2 separate regions of the Homo sapiens genome follow, and region 2 is linked to region 1. Evidence: chromatin loops called from intact Hi-C (ENCODE). Cell type or tissue: PC-9. All regions are shown on one strand.

The links. Hi-C counts contacts between places; a loop is a spot of excess contacts. Peaks named below come from ENCODE experiments on the same cell type or tissue, not always from the same donor. Only the 100,000 strongest peaks of a DNase experiment are listed, where the experiment ranks them.
Region 2: a loop joins it to region 1, with 9 times the contacts of the local background. A loop is called at or near these places in 4 of 110 quality-filtered maps.

The regions. Positions count from the first base shown.
Region 1 is chr7:116,439,781-116,447,780 of GRCh38, reverse strand. The region is part of intron 1 of CAV2-DT (CAV2 divergent transcript); the gene reads left to right. Among named protein-coding and RNA genes, the nearest start is that of CAV2-DT, 56 kb to the left of the region's middle. RefSeq lists an enhancer at 4,104-5,303. In PC-9, no CTCF peak of the experiment used is centred here; DNase peaks (open chromatin) are centred at 170, 4,520 and 5,470; H3K4me3 peaks cover 2,411 bases; H3K27ac peaks cover 4,950 bases.
Region 2 is chr7:116,313,116-116,321,115 of GRCh38, reverse strand. LOC105375463 (a long non-coding RNA gene) reads right to left here. Exons shown (of 7, transcript XR_001745336.2): 4 at 4,606-4,684; 5 at 1,357-1,475. Among named protein-coding and RNA genes, the nearest start is that of TES, 110 kb to the right of the region's middle. RefSeq lists enhancers at 3,648-3,797, 3,898-3,977. In PC-9, no CTCF peak of the experiment used is centred here; DNase peaks (open chromatin) are centred at 2,995, 3,655 and 4,085; H3K4me3 peaks cover 1,052 bases; H3K27ac peaks cover 3,223 bases.

The DNA of each region.
Region 1 (8,000 bases):
GAGGTATGATTTGTATTTTAGGAATTGTTTGCACAGTATGCAGACAGAAATACTGAGCCCAACTTTTACTTTTTCTTCAAGTAGGACGTCAAGTTTGTATATAGTTTATTCATATCTAAATCCCTGTTTTTATTAAGTTGCCTTCAGTGTCTTGACATAAAGATTAGTTTCATAAAACTTGAGCTGTCTAGTTAAACCTGTTTAATGTTTACTTTGCATAGCAAGCAAATCCCTATATTTCTAAGAGGGAAGTTTGTGTGCCCCTAACTAGGCAAAGAAGAAAAGATGAGTTAGGGGTAGGGGAAATACTAAAGACTCGATTTTATTATTATTATTATATTAATTATTTAAAAAGAGTTTTAAAATTTTGATAGCTTTTGGGGAACAAGTGATTTTTGGTTACATGGATGAATTGTATAGTGGTGAAATCTGAGATTTTAGTGTACCTGCCACCTGAACAGTGTATGTGGTAATCAATATGTAATTTTCTTCCCTCGCCCTCCTCTTACCCTCCCTCTTCTGAGTCTCCAATGGCCATTATACCACTCTGTCTGCCTTTGCGTACCCATAACTTAAAGACTCGATTTTAGTCCTGACTCTTCTGCCAGCTTTCTTAAGTCAGTTCGTGAACTGACTTAAATCAATTCTTGTACACTTATCCTGTACTATGTTTCAGGAACTGAAGTAGAGAGACAAATAAAATCCCTTTCCTTAGAAAACACACACAGCTTGGTTTGGAAGGCTGGTAAGTACAATCCAGTGTCTGTGACAATACGTAAACAATGTGACAATACACACATCACCAAAAGGGGGTTTGGGACAGGATGCTTATGTCCTGGAGGAAGGGATATCCTACTATATATATAAGACACCTTGGCAGAGGTGGATGCAAGTTTAGTGGGGTCTGAAGCTTATACAAATTTTTTGTGTATGTGGGGAGAGAGGGAGTGGTTTAAAATAAAATGAAAAAAATTAAGTACATGGCTTTGGAAGAGAATGGTGGTGAAGTGCCCTGCTGTCTTAGCTTCCTTAGCTTCAGGGTAAATCCCCCATCATCTCCCAGGGGAAAAAGTAGAAAATGTTCTGGGAGTCAGAGTTTGAGAAAAAAACTGCCATCTAGGAACTTTCCAGTACAGCTAGCAGTACAGAGTGTCAGTGCTGAAGGGAGACGTCATCAGAGGGAGACGTAAGGAGGGACAGGATCTTGAAGGATCTAACATAACTAGGACTTAGACGATCTTTCCTCCAGAATTCTATCTGAATATTACAGGAAACAACTGAGGTATTTTTTCTCTCTTTTAAAGAAATTTAATTGTGGTAAAATACACATAATAGAACAGTTGCCATCTTAACCATTTTTAAATGTACAATTCAGTAGAGTTAAGTATATTCATATTGTTGTGCAACCAATCTCCAGAACTCCTTTCATCTTCCAAGACGAACTCTATACCCATTAAACAACTCCCCATTCACGTTTCCTCCCAGCCTCTGGAGACCACCATTCTGCTTTCTGTTTCTATAAATTGACTCCTTTAGGTACCTCATATAAGTGGAATCATAGAGTATTTTTGTCTATAAAGCCAACCTCTCCAAGCTGCCTGATCTCAATGCATTCCATATGAACATTATTAAATCTTTCATTATTTGTCCTATTCTAAATATAGTTGATGTAAAGAAATGACTGAGTACTGTTGATTTCCGTTCTATTCCAAATTTTAATTAGAAAGTGTTTGTGAGAGTTTAAACAGCATAGTTTGTTCCCAGAATTTTATCTCTTTTGTATCTTTTGCCCTAGTGACAAATATGCAAGACTTGTTTCATTTATGACCTTGTATGGTAGCCCCTTTGGTATGGATTAATTTGTTTAATGAGATGTTTAAGAAAGACAGCTGGTTAACAAATTATTTCCTCTCATGTATTTCCAAATTTGCGTTACTTAAAAGATGGCCTTGGAAAAAGGTCCTCATGAGTTTGAGATTTTTCTAGTGAATGCCAAAAGAAGTCTTGTTTATGGCCTGATTCTTCAAGGACACAGTATCTTTTTGTTTAGTATGCATCATTTTCAATATGATTTTCATGGCTGTAAAGGGGAAGCACATTATTTTCGTGTATTAATAGAGGCACCAAGATAGAAACTGAGAAAGGTGTGAGAACGTCTGTTATGTTTTCTAGCATTTCATAGTATGAAACCTTAAGACTCACATTATTAGTTAAGCCTTTGTATAATAACAGAAACTCACCTTTTGCCAAAATTATTTAATTATATATTGTTCATACCTTAATTATTTGATGAATGGATAAGGACGACTAGAGGCAATACCGTGAAATGGAATTTTGGGGGCATCTTGCTTACTCTTCGTGTGTCTTACCCCTCAACTAGCATTCGGGTGACCTTATGATTTTTGCTTCCACCCCAAACACACCCTTCCCAGCTACACCCCATGGCGTGCATTGTACCTACGATGGTACAATGCCATCAGCCCTTCCACTTTTAGGAATAGTTCCATTCCAGGCATTGTCTGATGCCAGGAACCTGCCAGGGCAGAAACAGATATGTTGAATGTTAACGTTTGATAGTTGTTTAATGTGTTATTCCTCTAGGTGTATTTCTATTTTTGTATAATAATGCTTGGAAAGGAAATACATACCTCATTCTAACAGGGAACTTGCTATCTGAAATGAGGATATATTTTTGGCAGGAAGTAATTTTACTTATAATATTATATAGTCAACAAATAATTGCATGTATAGGATTAACTGTGTGTGGTGCTTTCAGAAACTTGGTTAGATGACATTAGAAAGGGTCTCAGAAAATAGTATATAATACATGTGCTTAGGACTCAAAAATAAGTAGAAAGAAAAAATTAAGTTACAAGTACTTCCATACTTTCTCCCTCTGACCACGTCTATAAGAGAAATCTGAATTTGTTAGCTTGGTCTTTGTAATTTCTAAGAGATATGTTGAATCTGCCATCTTGGTTCCTTGCTTTCTGTGCCATAAAATCAGAGAATGGGGAAAGGAGAAGCAAGGAAGGGGTATCTGCACTAGAAAGATTTATTCAAGGGGGAAAAAAGAAAGACTTGAGGAGAAAGCAAAAGAATGGAGAGAGGTGAGGAGCTATACAAATTTTGTTTGGAGACTGAATTTAGTGGGAATTGAGAGGAAAAGGGGGAGAGTCTGATATTTAAGACAGATGCAGGGTGCGGGAGATATGGAAAGGAATGGGATAAATGGAATTTTAAGAAGTGTTGCTGTAGGCAACGATTGGACAACCTTTAATATCTTTCAAAAATGCAAACAAATATTGAAATTTCTTTGTGTAACTGCATCATGTTTTGTTTTGTTTTTGTTTTTTGACTTTGTATTCTTCATCTCCAACTCGGAATCAGCCACGTCTCCAAAAATTCATGTGTACTCTTAGTGAATAATGGTACTTTGAAACTGAGATCTGGGTTCTAGATGTGCTATGCTACTGGAATGTCCTTGCTCTTTGCCCCTTCAGCATATACCTACGCTGAGTATTCTAGTGTGCCATAATAAAAGGATGATGCAAGGTACTTAAACTTGTCTTTTGGCTTTGGCATAATGTAGAGTGAGGAAAAGAGAAGTTGTTTTAAATATATGACTTATGACTTATGTATGCTGTTTATTTGTATCTTTCTATAGCTGTGCTGTCCAAAATGGCAGCCACAGCCACATATGGCTATCTAAATTTAAAATAAAAGTTCAGTCCCTCAGTTATACTAACCATATTCCAAGTACTCAGTTATGACATGTGGCAAGAGGCTACTGTACTGGGTAGAGAGTAATAGAATATTTCCATCATCAGAGAAAGCTCTATTGGATAGCACAGTTCGACAGAATGCTGCCTCGTAAGGCAGACAAGTATATTTATTGGGAATTGTGTTTGTTCAGCTGGTCTTCGGAAATCCACAGGTATAGAATTATCACCAACCAGAGCCTTAATTCAACAGACACTGATGTGTATCTTCTTTTGTCACATTGGCTATTTTTCCCATTCATATGACATACTATATAGATCACTGCTTTGTTCCTGTGAAATATCCCTGTGGTTTTAAAGACCCTAATAGTTTGAATGACTTCCACTTATTGCAGACTTCACTATGTTCCAGGCGCTGTGCTAAGCACTTTATTTGCACTATCTCACTTAATCTTTATAACAACTTTATGTTTTAGATTCAATTAGTATTTTATTTAATCTTTACCTCATTTATAACAACTTATAACAACTTTATGTCATATGTACTATTAATATCTCAATTTTACACGTGGGAAAAGCAACATGGAGAAGCTAGGTCACTGGTTCACAGTCCCACAATAGGTGAGGAGTGAAGCCAGAATTAATTGTGGAAGAGTAAAGGTAGTGGAAGAATATGTATTTTTGATACTCCCTATGGGAAGCTTTCCAAATACTAAAACTTGGAAAAGGCATTGTTTTACTTTCATGAACAGAAATGCACCACAAAAAATTACACAGGCATTAGTCACACCTTTTTAGATTTCAGTTATGCATCATGCCTTAGTCACACAAATTCCTGATCTGGGAGTGTTTGTGGAAAAATGTTTATGCCCCCTCCCTCCTTCACCTCTCTCAGATACCAAACTTCCTTTCAAATTCCCAGCTTCTCAATAACAGAGTATCTTCCTAATTCTGGCTCAGCATCACTTTCCACACCTAGGACCCCAACACACATTCTTTACTCTTTTAACAATATAATAAAAAACTATTTAAAGATAATTTACATGTTAATGTCTCATACTAAATATGCATATCCATGTTTTAAAATTGTTTATTCTAAATAGAAGAATTTCTTGGGCAAATGTATATATTCTTTCCTTTAGAAGGTTTCACATTTTTTATTGGCATGTATTGATTTTACTTTTTGCATTGACTGTTCCTCTACCATTACACTTTCTTGTACTCCTTAACATTATATAAAAAGTATTTCAATGGTTTCTGAGCTCTTACATTTAACAGTGGAGTAGAGGTTTTCTTTCCTAAAGAAGTGACCCATCCGGGCCGGGTGCGATGGCTCACGCCTGTAATCCCAGCACTCTGGAAGGCCGAGGCGGGCGGATCGCGAGGTCAGGAGATAGAGACCATCCTGGCTAACACGGTGAAAGCCAGTCTCTGCTAAAAAATAGCTGGGCATGATGGCGGCCGCCTGTAGTCCCAGCTACTCCGGAGGCTGAGGCAGGGGAATGGCGTGAACCCTGGAGGCGGAGCTTGCAGTGAGCCGAGATCGCGCCACTGCACTCCGGCCTGGGCGACAGAGCGAGACTCCGTCTCAAAAAAAAAAAAAAAAAGAAAAAAAGAAGTGACCCATCCGTGAGGAAGCATAGTGGTCAGAGTCCTGAAGCTCAGCGCACAGAATCACTTTCTTGCTGTTTTCTACCCTTCAAATATTGCACTTTCTCCCTATCATAAAATCTGCCTTGGTGGCATCACCAGCTCAGGCTTCATCAGACCTGTTTGGAAACAGGTTAGACTGAACTGACTGCCTAAAGCTCCTTCAGATCTATATTTGTAATAAAGATTAACGTCTGAAAAACATATTTTGCCCAGCAAAGGCAAGCATCACAATATTATTGTGACATGTTTTTTCTTAGATGTTGAAGAAAAAAAGTTTTAAAAGATCCAGAAAGATATTTATAAAAAGAATTTAATAAAATTTCAGAGAATACTAAAAAAATTAGGCATAGTTAGAAATAAAAGTAAAAGAACAAAGATTTTACTGTGGCCTTTGGCCTCAACTAAAAAAAGTGAACTTGCCCTCTTCAAAATGCTCTTCACTTATTATATAGTCGTCATATAAAAGAAAAAAGACTGCAGGGAGATTCCATAGGTTCAAATCACTGAACTCTATATTTAGAGACAAAAACAGGAGAACTCTCATAATTCCAACACGAACCAGAAGTACAATAGTTTTAGAATCACCCAAATTTCCTTTGATATTCAGCTACACGGAGATCTGAAAGAATTTTCCGATCTTACTTATTTTGGAGCTGCAGCTGGATAATTAAACACATGTGGCAGAAACAGGAAGGCCTCATTTCCTCAACATTTTCCCACTCTGCTCTTTAAAGGGAGTATGAAAATATTTTTGTAAAAGGATGGGATTCCCTGGGTTTCCTAATAGTTGAAATGAGTTAGTCTACACTAAAGTGTTACGCTTCTCCCCTCTGGGTAGAGTACCTGTTTCTGTTAATTCAGTTTTCTTTTTTTAATTTAAAGAAATTCTTGGTAATTACTTATTGAGTAAGCATATTAATATGTAAAATGTAGTAGATTATTGTGAGATCACAGTAGGTCCATTATTAGCTATTGAAAGACTCAGAGGAAAAATTAAACAAAAATTAATCACTAATTACCTTCTATTTAGAAGTGGATTTCTACTTCAAAGTAGCATCACCTAACTTAGGAGAATTTATGACTTGTTTTTCATTTTACTTCTTTGCATTTTCAATTTTGCTAATGATGAATTTTTGATATTTGTGTGATAAAAAAGGAGGAAGAACAAGAAAATAAAGCATTTGCCTAATCCATTTTGCTCATGAGTCAAGGAGGGCAGGAGCTAACCCAAGGGCTTCAGTCTGGCCTTCAATACATCATTCTCTCTCATAGATAGGGTTTTTGCCATTTTCATCACCATCTAGATCAGTGTTGTCCAACAGAACTTTCTGTGATGATAGAGACATTCAGTATTTGTGCTGCCCAATACTCTAGCCACTAGCCACATGTGGCTATTGGCTATTGCACATTCTATAATGTAGCTAATTTGACAGAGGAACTGAATTTTAAATTTATTAATTTTTAATTAATTAAGATTTGTATGTCATGTATGGCTAGTGGCTTCCATATTGGGCAATGCAGACCTGGATTTATCCAAAACAAAAATCAGTCTCGAGCATCTAAAAAGTGTACCACAATTTGTGATTACACAAAACTGCATTTATTTACATATTTATTTAGACACTATAAGATACTAAGATTCTTACAGGATTTCATTGCATTACTCTTAATTACTCTTTAACTAATAGTGTCACAATGCAATTCTAGCTTACCTTTGACAAGTATGGCGTTTGATTTTACATGCCTCAGTATATTCATTTGTAAAATGAAGACTAAAATGAGTGCCTACTTCACAATGTTTTTATGAAAATTCAAGGAGTGAACACATATCAAGTGCTTCAGAAAGTGCCTGGTTCATGGAAAGTACTATGTAAGTGTAAGCTAGTATTACTAAAACAACTAGGCATTTGAATTTATGAGTAGAGGCCCTTTAATCATTATTATTATTTCTGGTAGGTGCAGTGAGTTTTAAAAAATCATAAGAGAGAGAGTCAGGGAGAGATAAGGGCTGAACATTGAGAAGTGGCTGAGGTCATGGGGAATAGACTAGGCTATGAATAGAATTCATGCTACTCCCAGAAGGCCAGTGGACATTGTTCCAAGACATATTTTGACATATTTGGCTAGTAGGTTGGTTTGTATTTTTTGATGTTAAGGAAAGGGGGTCGGCGGTGGTAGGAGAGAAACAGCAGTCTAAATTGCTAGTCATCTATCAATTTTTTAAAGTAAGTTTCATGAAGACAGAGAACATATCACGTATCATGTATCTCCAGCACCCTGTGCATTGTTGGTAATCTACAAATATTCACTGGATGAATAAATAGAAAGACTTTTAAAAGAAGCAGGACATTGTGGAGAGTGTGGCCTCATGCGTTGGTCTGAACATTGTACTACATGACCTTTAAGGTCTTCCAACTCTAAGATTACATGATTTCATGTATAAACAACACTTGATATTTTAGTTCCAGCCAAAATGTCTAGATATGAAGCTAATGTAATTTCCTAGGACTCTAAGCATTATTTGCTATAGCCACATAAGAAGTAGTGTTTGATTTAAACAAAATTAACATAAACGTGCTAGCTGACTTTAATATGGAATCCTGTTTCAGGATCAAAATGCATCAA
Region 2 (8,000 bases), 130 kb after region 1:
CCTATAGTTTTGCTTTTTTTCAGAATGTCATACAACTGGAATCAAGTAAAAGTATGCAATCTTTTATTTTATTTTATTTATTTTTGAGGCAGAGTCTTACTCTGTCACCCAGGCTAGAGTGCAGTGGCACGATCTTGGTTCACAGTACCCTCTACCTCCCAGGTTTAAGCGATTCTCCTGCCTCAGCCTCCTGAGTAACTGGGATTACTGGTTCCCGCCAGCAGGCCCAGCTAATTAGCTATTTTTAGTAGAGATGGGGTTTCATCATGTTGGCCAGGCCAGTCTTGAACTCTTGACCTCAAGTGATCCACCTGCCTCAGCCTCCCAAAGTGCTAGGATTACAGGCTTGAGCCACCATGCCCAGCCAGTATGTAGTCTTTTAAATCTGGCTTTTTTTGCTTGGTATAATGCACTTGGCCATGTTGTGTCTATCAGTAGTTCATTCCTTTTTAATCCTGAATAGTATTCCATTGTATGGATGTACCATAATTTGGTTATCCATTCACCTGTTGAAGAACATTTGTGTTGTTCCAGTTTTGGAAGATATATAGAAAAGCTGTATAAACTTTTCTATATCTGCTTTTATGTAAATAAAACTTTCATCTTTGAAGTGGCAATGCTAGATTGTATTGTAGGTAAATACTTAACTCTTTAAGAAGCTGCTAAACTGTTTTTCTAAAGTGACAATACTATTTTGCATTTCCATTAGGAATGTATGAAAGTTTCGCTTTTTCTATGTGATCATCAATATTGTCAGTTCTTTTGATTTTAGTAATTGTAATAGGCATGTAGTAGTATGTCATTAGGGTTTTTCATTTGCTTCATAACTAATGAACTCAAGGGTCTTTTCATGTAATTATTTGTTATATGAATATCTTCTTTGGTGAAGTGTCAACTCATGTATACCTACGTAACAAACCTGCACATTCTGCAAATATATCCCAGAACTTAAAGTAAAATTTTTAAAAAGTGACCAAACGAAAATAAATTTTGTCCTTTTTGTATTACATTGTTGTTTTCTTAGTATTGAGTTTTGAGACATCCTTATATATCTTTGTTATAAGTTCTTTATCAGATAAATGATTTGCAAGCATTTTCTCCCATTCTGTGGCTTATTTTTTCAAAAGGTACAATAATTTAATTTAGATTTCACTTTTAGGTATTGATCCATTTTGAGTTAGTATTTGTATGTAAGGTATGCTTTAAAGATCTCTCTTTCTTTTGTTCCTCCTTCCCTCCCTCCTTCCTTCCTCTCTCTCTTTTTCTCTCTCTGCATATTGTCTTAGTTTACTAGTGTTGCTATGATAGAACACCCAAGACTGGATAATGTGTAAAGAACAGAAATCTATTTCTTACAGTTCTGGAGGCTGGGAAGTCCAAGGTGTCTGCAGATTTAGTTGTCTGGTGAGGGCCGTCCCCTGATTCCAAGATGGTGCGTTGTTGCTGCTTACTCAGGAGAGGCAGAACACTGTGTCCTTATATGGTGGAAGGCAGAGGGCAAGAGGGTCAAATGTTGAGTGAAGCTCCTTTTATGAGGGCCTTAATCCCACTCGTAATGGGAGGAGCTCTCATTACCTAATAACCTCTGAGAAGACCCACCTTTTAATGTCACTGCATTGGCCATTAAGTTTTAACACCTGAATTTTGAAGGGGACATATTCAAACTATAGGACATGTGGATATCAAATTGTTTCAACACCAATTGTTTCTGCACTGAATTGTCATTTCCCATTCAGTTTGATGCTAGCTATAGTATTTTGGTTATTTGTTTTTTAAATGGATGCCTTTATCAAGTTAAGGGAATTCCCATCTATTCCCAGATTACTGAGTGCTGTTCATTCTATCATGAATCTATATAGAATTTTGTCAATTATATTTTCTGCACCTATTGAGATGTTCGTCTGTTTTTTATATGGTGAATTACGTCAATTTATTTCCAAATGTTTGCCCTGCACTCTCATAATAAACCTCATTTATTCATGATGTATTATTCTTTCTATATGTTGTTAAATTTCATTTGCTATAATTTTCTCAAGGTTTTTCGTACCTATGTTTATGTGGGATATTTAATGTTGTGTAGTTATCTTTTCTTGTAACATCTAGATTTTGGGTTAAGGTAAGGCAGCCCTCCCAGATAAAGTGGGAAGTATTTCCTTGTCTTAAATTTTCTGGAAGAGTTTGTGTATAATTGGTTTTATTTATTTACTAAAGGTTTGGTACAATTTAACCATGAAAACTTTGGTGCCTGGAGTTTTGTGTGTGGAGGTTTTTAGCTATAATTTCAATTTCTTAAATAAATGTGGGGCTGTTCTGGTACTCTCTTTTTCCTCTACCTGGGATTTCCTCCATTCATTGCCTACCCCTCCCTCCCACTCAACAAGAGTCACTACTACAAGTCCTTTCAGATCAGCTCATCTCTCACTTTCCCAAAGCTTTCCCTAACATGTACCCCTTTTTCAAGGTTTCCTCCCTTATGCCAACAACACCCTGTGCATGACTACTATTGATTTTATAGCAGCATATAGAGAATATTAAAAATTCTCTATATGAAAATTTTTTCTATTTGTGTGTTTTCTTTCCCAACAGACTATACAATTGAGGACAAGAACTATGTCATTTTTATTATCATGTCCTTGGTATCTATACAAATAAAACATGGATTTACACATATTACACACTGCATCTATTACATAAGCATGCAATGAAGATATAGGTTCATATGTGCATATATATGTATATTTACATTAGATATGTATATACATACTTTAACATACATGTAACTGTATACTTTATGTACTTATATGTATATAAGTAATTCACCTATATACGTATATGTAAAAGTCATATATGATAGTCATATATATGTAAAAGTCTGTTTTTGCCAGTTTTTTAAAACAAAAATCATCAGCATCATAATTTATTGAAGTCGACTGCCCTTTCTTAACCTTATGAGATTTAAAAAATGTTTGGAATTTTTTTTAAGCCCATGAAGTTTACTCTTGTGAGGAAAGCCAGGTTGAGGGCAATGGCATTTCCACATTTTCTGGGGCTTAATTGAAAGAACATAGAGAGAGGGCTGGGTGCAGTGGCTTATACCTCTAATCCCAGCACTTTGGGAGGCCGAGGCTGGCGGATCACCTGAGGTTGGGAGTTCAAGACCAGCCTGACCAACATGAAGAAACCCCATCTCTACTAAAAATACAAAATTAGTCAGGCATGGTGGCGCATGCCTGTAATCTCAGCTACTCAGGAGGCTGAGGCAGGAGAATTGCTTGAACCCGGGAGGCGGAGGTTTTGGTGAGCTGAGATTGCACCATTGCACTCTAGCCTGGGCAATAAGAGTGAAACTCTGTCAAAAAAAAAAAAAAAAACTATATATATATAGAGAAAGGTATGTATCAAGCCTGTTAATGACCACGGGCCATCTGTGTAGTCACACAAAAGTGTCTAGTTTTCTTCCACATTTCTATGTGTCTTCTTTAGCATTTTCCTTTCTAAAAAACAGGCTCTATAACTGGGCACACTTGAACCCCACAATTAGTCATGGATGTGGTGATTCATCAGGCTGGCTTCTAAGTGCAAGCAGCCCTGGCCTTTCTAAGCCTTGACTGTTGGCAACTCTTTTTTCCCCGCTCTGAATCAGACGTGTATTTGTTTGAGTAATCAAGAAAGAACTGTCTGTCTTGTGACCTTAGAGGCTGGTGAAAGGGAGCAACTGAGTGTTTTTGGCACAGGAAGGTTAGTGAACAATGCAAATCTGTAGATCAGAGAGCACGCTGCTTGGCTGCTGACTCTGGGCAGACTTGAATGTCACAGAATGCTCTGATTGCCGGCAGGGTTTTTCACCCTCTGCCGAAAGCCATTTTAATATAAGCAGAATAGATTTCAGGTATTCCAGAAACCATTCTTAAACTTTCACTGTGTTCATGTTGTTAAATTCTATACCTTCTATTAAGACTTGCAGTCTTTCTGAAATGAGCATTTTGAATCTGACTGTGATAAGAGCCAGTGAGAGACAGCTTTACACATGGATGCCACTGGGAAGAAAGCACATCAAGTAACCCTGCTGAGGAATGAATGAATCAGCCTAATGCAAATTAGGTGAGAAACTGGACCGCACAGAGGGGATGTTGAAACCATTTTAGAGATGAGTGAGAGGGATGATAGCCAGTGAGTGAGCCCAAGAACTTTGATGACAATGAAGGCAGAAGAATCTGGTGGACGCAAAGGATTCACTTCTTATAATGAATTCACTCATCCCATTTGCCTGTTAATCAATGGGTGTTTTAAAGATGCCAGTTGGAGGAAGTCCAAGTGTTCAATTTTAAAAATGCCTATTAGATTAATTACAAGAAAGTCTCTCTCTCTCTCTTTCTTTCATCTGTCATTTTTTCTCTTGTTAGGGGTATGCAGGAGGTCTTCTAATAGACCAGAGAGAGATACAAGCCACAATTCGGGAAAATATCCCAGTAGACTCCTCTCTGCCTTATGTTTGGCATTCTTGAAATCTACGCTATCTGTCTTGAAATCTTTGAACAATGTACAATAATCTTATGCTTGCCCAGGGAAACCTGTTCCATTAGATGAGGTGAGTTGGTTACATACCTTCTTTGACTTGTGTTCCCAAGTGATCTTATTCCAAATATGACTTGGGGACACTTGTATGTGCCGTTCTGATATTGTCCTAAAAGGAAATTATTTTGGAAGTAAAGCCACTGATAAAATCAGCTCAGGAAAATGCACTTTGCAAATATGAGAATATAGGCATTATTAAAAGCCATGCTATAAAAATACCAATGGTTATTTTTACTGAGAGTAGTGTTAAATTTATGGGAGGCTATTGTTTTGGACTAAGCTCTTGCACTAGGCCCAGAAGAACAGACCAAACCAGAATGGAATCACTAGTGCTAGGTCCCCAAACTGGACTTTAAAATCAGCCAGTTAGAAAACAAACAAAAAAACCCCCAAAAAAACACAAAACAACAACAACAAAAAACAGATTCACAGCAATCAATTAAAAGGGGCCCAGTCAACCTGAGCTGACATAATAAGAAAGTCCCCTGGCTCTGCTTTATCCTTTTAAAGAAAGTAACTTTGAAACAACCAATCGGCTTTCTGTTCCTGTTTCTGCTTTCTTCAGGCTTTTCTGCCTATAAAGCCCACTGCCTCTCCTCAGCTTACTAGCGTGCTTTTCTGTTTCATAGATGGGATACCGTCTGATTAATGAATCACTAATAGTTTAGATCATTAAACTAAATTTGTTGAAATTTTTATTTTTTGACAGTAGTTACACAAGAACAATAAAATACCCTTAAGAGGAAAGTGAGAATATCTCATCCGAGAAATGTGAGACAGACAGAAAAAGGTTTAAATAATTGTATTCAAAAGCATTATGTAAACGACAAATAACACATGAAAGTCTAATCTGAAAGGAATGGGAATTAATGTTATAAAGGGAGACAAACAAAAATCAGGTTTCTTTCCACATCTCAACATGGAGGATTTTCCTTTACCCTGGCCTCCTATTTCTGTGTGCAGAAACTTGCTTCAACATGTCAGTCCCAGCTCTAGCTGTCCTGATTCACTCCTCCTTAGAGGGAATGAGCTCACCGGGCAGACTCTGCCCGGTGGGGACTGTCTGGGGAAGTCCTGTCATTCCCCGGGTCTGCGTTGGCATCACTGCTCTGACAGTCTCTTTCAGGAGTTACGTGTTGGAGGCCAGTGACGACTGCAGATCTAAAGCCACATTTTAAAATCCACTGTCTGTGAGGCAGTGGTCTGACTCCTCTTCTCTTTTTCAATTGGTTCTGATTTTAGTTAGGAAAGGAAATGGTTGTTTGTAGACCTACTAAAGTTCCAATAGCTGATTATAAAACAAGATTCTATGACATGCAAGAGTATATTGGAGTCAGAAAAATTAAATAGAATTTATTTTCCTGAGAAGAAACAAACTGAAAAAAGAAAAACCAAACCTCTTTATGTTTATTTGTTTGTACCGATATACGACATCAGAAAGGCAGCCGTATAAAAGAGAATCAGGCTGGAGGGAGCTTAAGCCTCCACTAAATGGGGATTGATTGACCAGAGAAGAACTGGAACTATTAAAAGGCCTGAAAGAAGAAAAGAATTATGAATTTTGCTCCTCTCTCCTTCCAAAAAAAAGTAAATGCACATGTTTGAGAGGGAAGCATGGCCATAGATATTGTGATGCCATGGGGAAATCGATTTCAGGCTTTAAATAAGGATCCATCACTGTGAGAGGCCATGAAGCTGTGCCCAAAAAAACTTCCTGGTGAACCAGAGGAGGAAGTGTTCTCTATGGGTAGGAGAGAGCTTCATTTCAGAGAAAAGAAGGAAGGACTAAGAGAGTTAGAGGCCGGAGGGAAAGAAGGGACAAGTAAAGGGAGTGGAAAATGGGTTGACCAAAGACAGGCAGAGCCATTCATACGCAGATCTCAGATGAAGCACTATTTTCATTTGGACTAAGAAAAAAAAATGGTGACTTCTTAACTCTTATAAACTGAGCACTACTCATTGAAAACCCTGGTATCAGTGTGCAAGAACTCGGTAGGGACTTTAGAATGACCATGTCTTTAGCTAAATAACAAGTGACTGAAATTCAGTCCCTTCCACAGCTGCTTTATCTGGCAAACATGTCTTCTCCTCCACTACCAGCCCCCCGGATAAAATACACCTGGCCAACTCCTGCTCATTCAAAACTCCATTGAAATGGCTTCTCCTTCAGAAGGCTTTCCTCATCCCTTTCAATTCCCATTCCCCTCACCAACCTTACTTGTCTCCTCTCAGATTCTGACTGGCTGGCCCAGGGTTTAAGAACTTCAACTCTACAGTCAAAACAATCTCTGCAATTTGCTGTCTGCGTGATCTTGGGCAAGTTATTTAATCTCTCCTTAACCTTAGTTTCTTCATGGATAATAGCTGGCAAATGATAGTATATATTCCATAGGGTTGTTGTGAGCACTAAATAAAATAATGTACATGGAGTGCTTGACACTGTGCCTGGACACTGCCTGACAGTGCCTGGACTCAGTTAAAGGTGGTCATAATTACTGGGCCAGTCTTTCCCCTTCCCTACATGGCATTTACCACATTCCCTTTCCACTGTCTATCTGCCTATCTATCTGAAGATCTGTTTGCATGGGGACATTGAATTGGAAGTTTAATTCCTAGTGCCTGGTACATCATGAGGCTCCATAAATGTTTGTTGCATGAATTCGGAGAGTAAGCCTCCCCATTCTCTACCATAAATGATACTGATGTCTGTGGTTGTATTTTAGAAAGGACACATTAGGCAAGAATCTGCCCAAGTCAAGCGATACCATTTTCTATTCTTTAAAAATATCTGAAAAAGGAGATTCTACAAACTCCTTTAGTAACATTCTACAGTCAACACTTTCTCTAAGTCAAACATATGCCTCCATTTTAAAATGAAAGACTAACTCCTAATTTTTTATATCAGTTGAAAACAAAAACATCTGCTTTAATTCCCTGTATTCTCTCATACATGTAAACATTCATATTGGCTGTTTATCATTCTCTCCTTATTAAAACAAACCTATTTCTTTAACCTTTTCAAATAGTCTTTTCATGCCTTTTAATAATTGTCCTTCTGAAAAATACTGTGTCATAACGCATAAAAACAGTGAGACAATTTTTGCAGTCTCAGAAGTGGTTCATTTAGGCTGGAGGCGGTGGCTCACTCCTGTAATCCCAGCACTTTGGGAGGCCAAGGGCAGATCACCTGAGGTCAGGAGTTCGAGACCAGCCTGGCCAACATGGTGAAACCCTGTCTCTACAAAAATACAAACATTAGCCGGGCGTGGTGGTGGGCGCCTGTAATCCCAGCTACGTGGGAGGTTGAGGCGGGAGAATCGCTTGAACCTGGGAGGCGGAGGTTGCAGTGAGCCAAGATGGTGCCACTGCACTCCAGCCTGGGCAACAGAGTGAGACTCCATCTCAATAAATAAATAAATAAATAA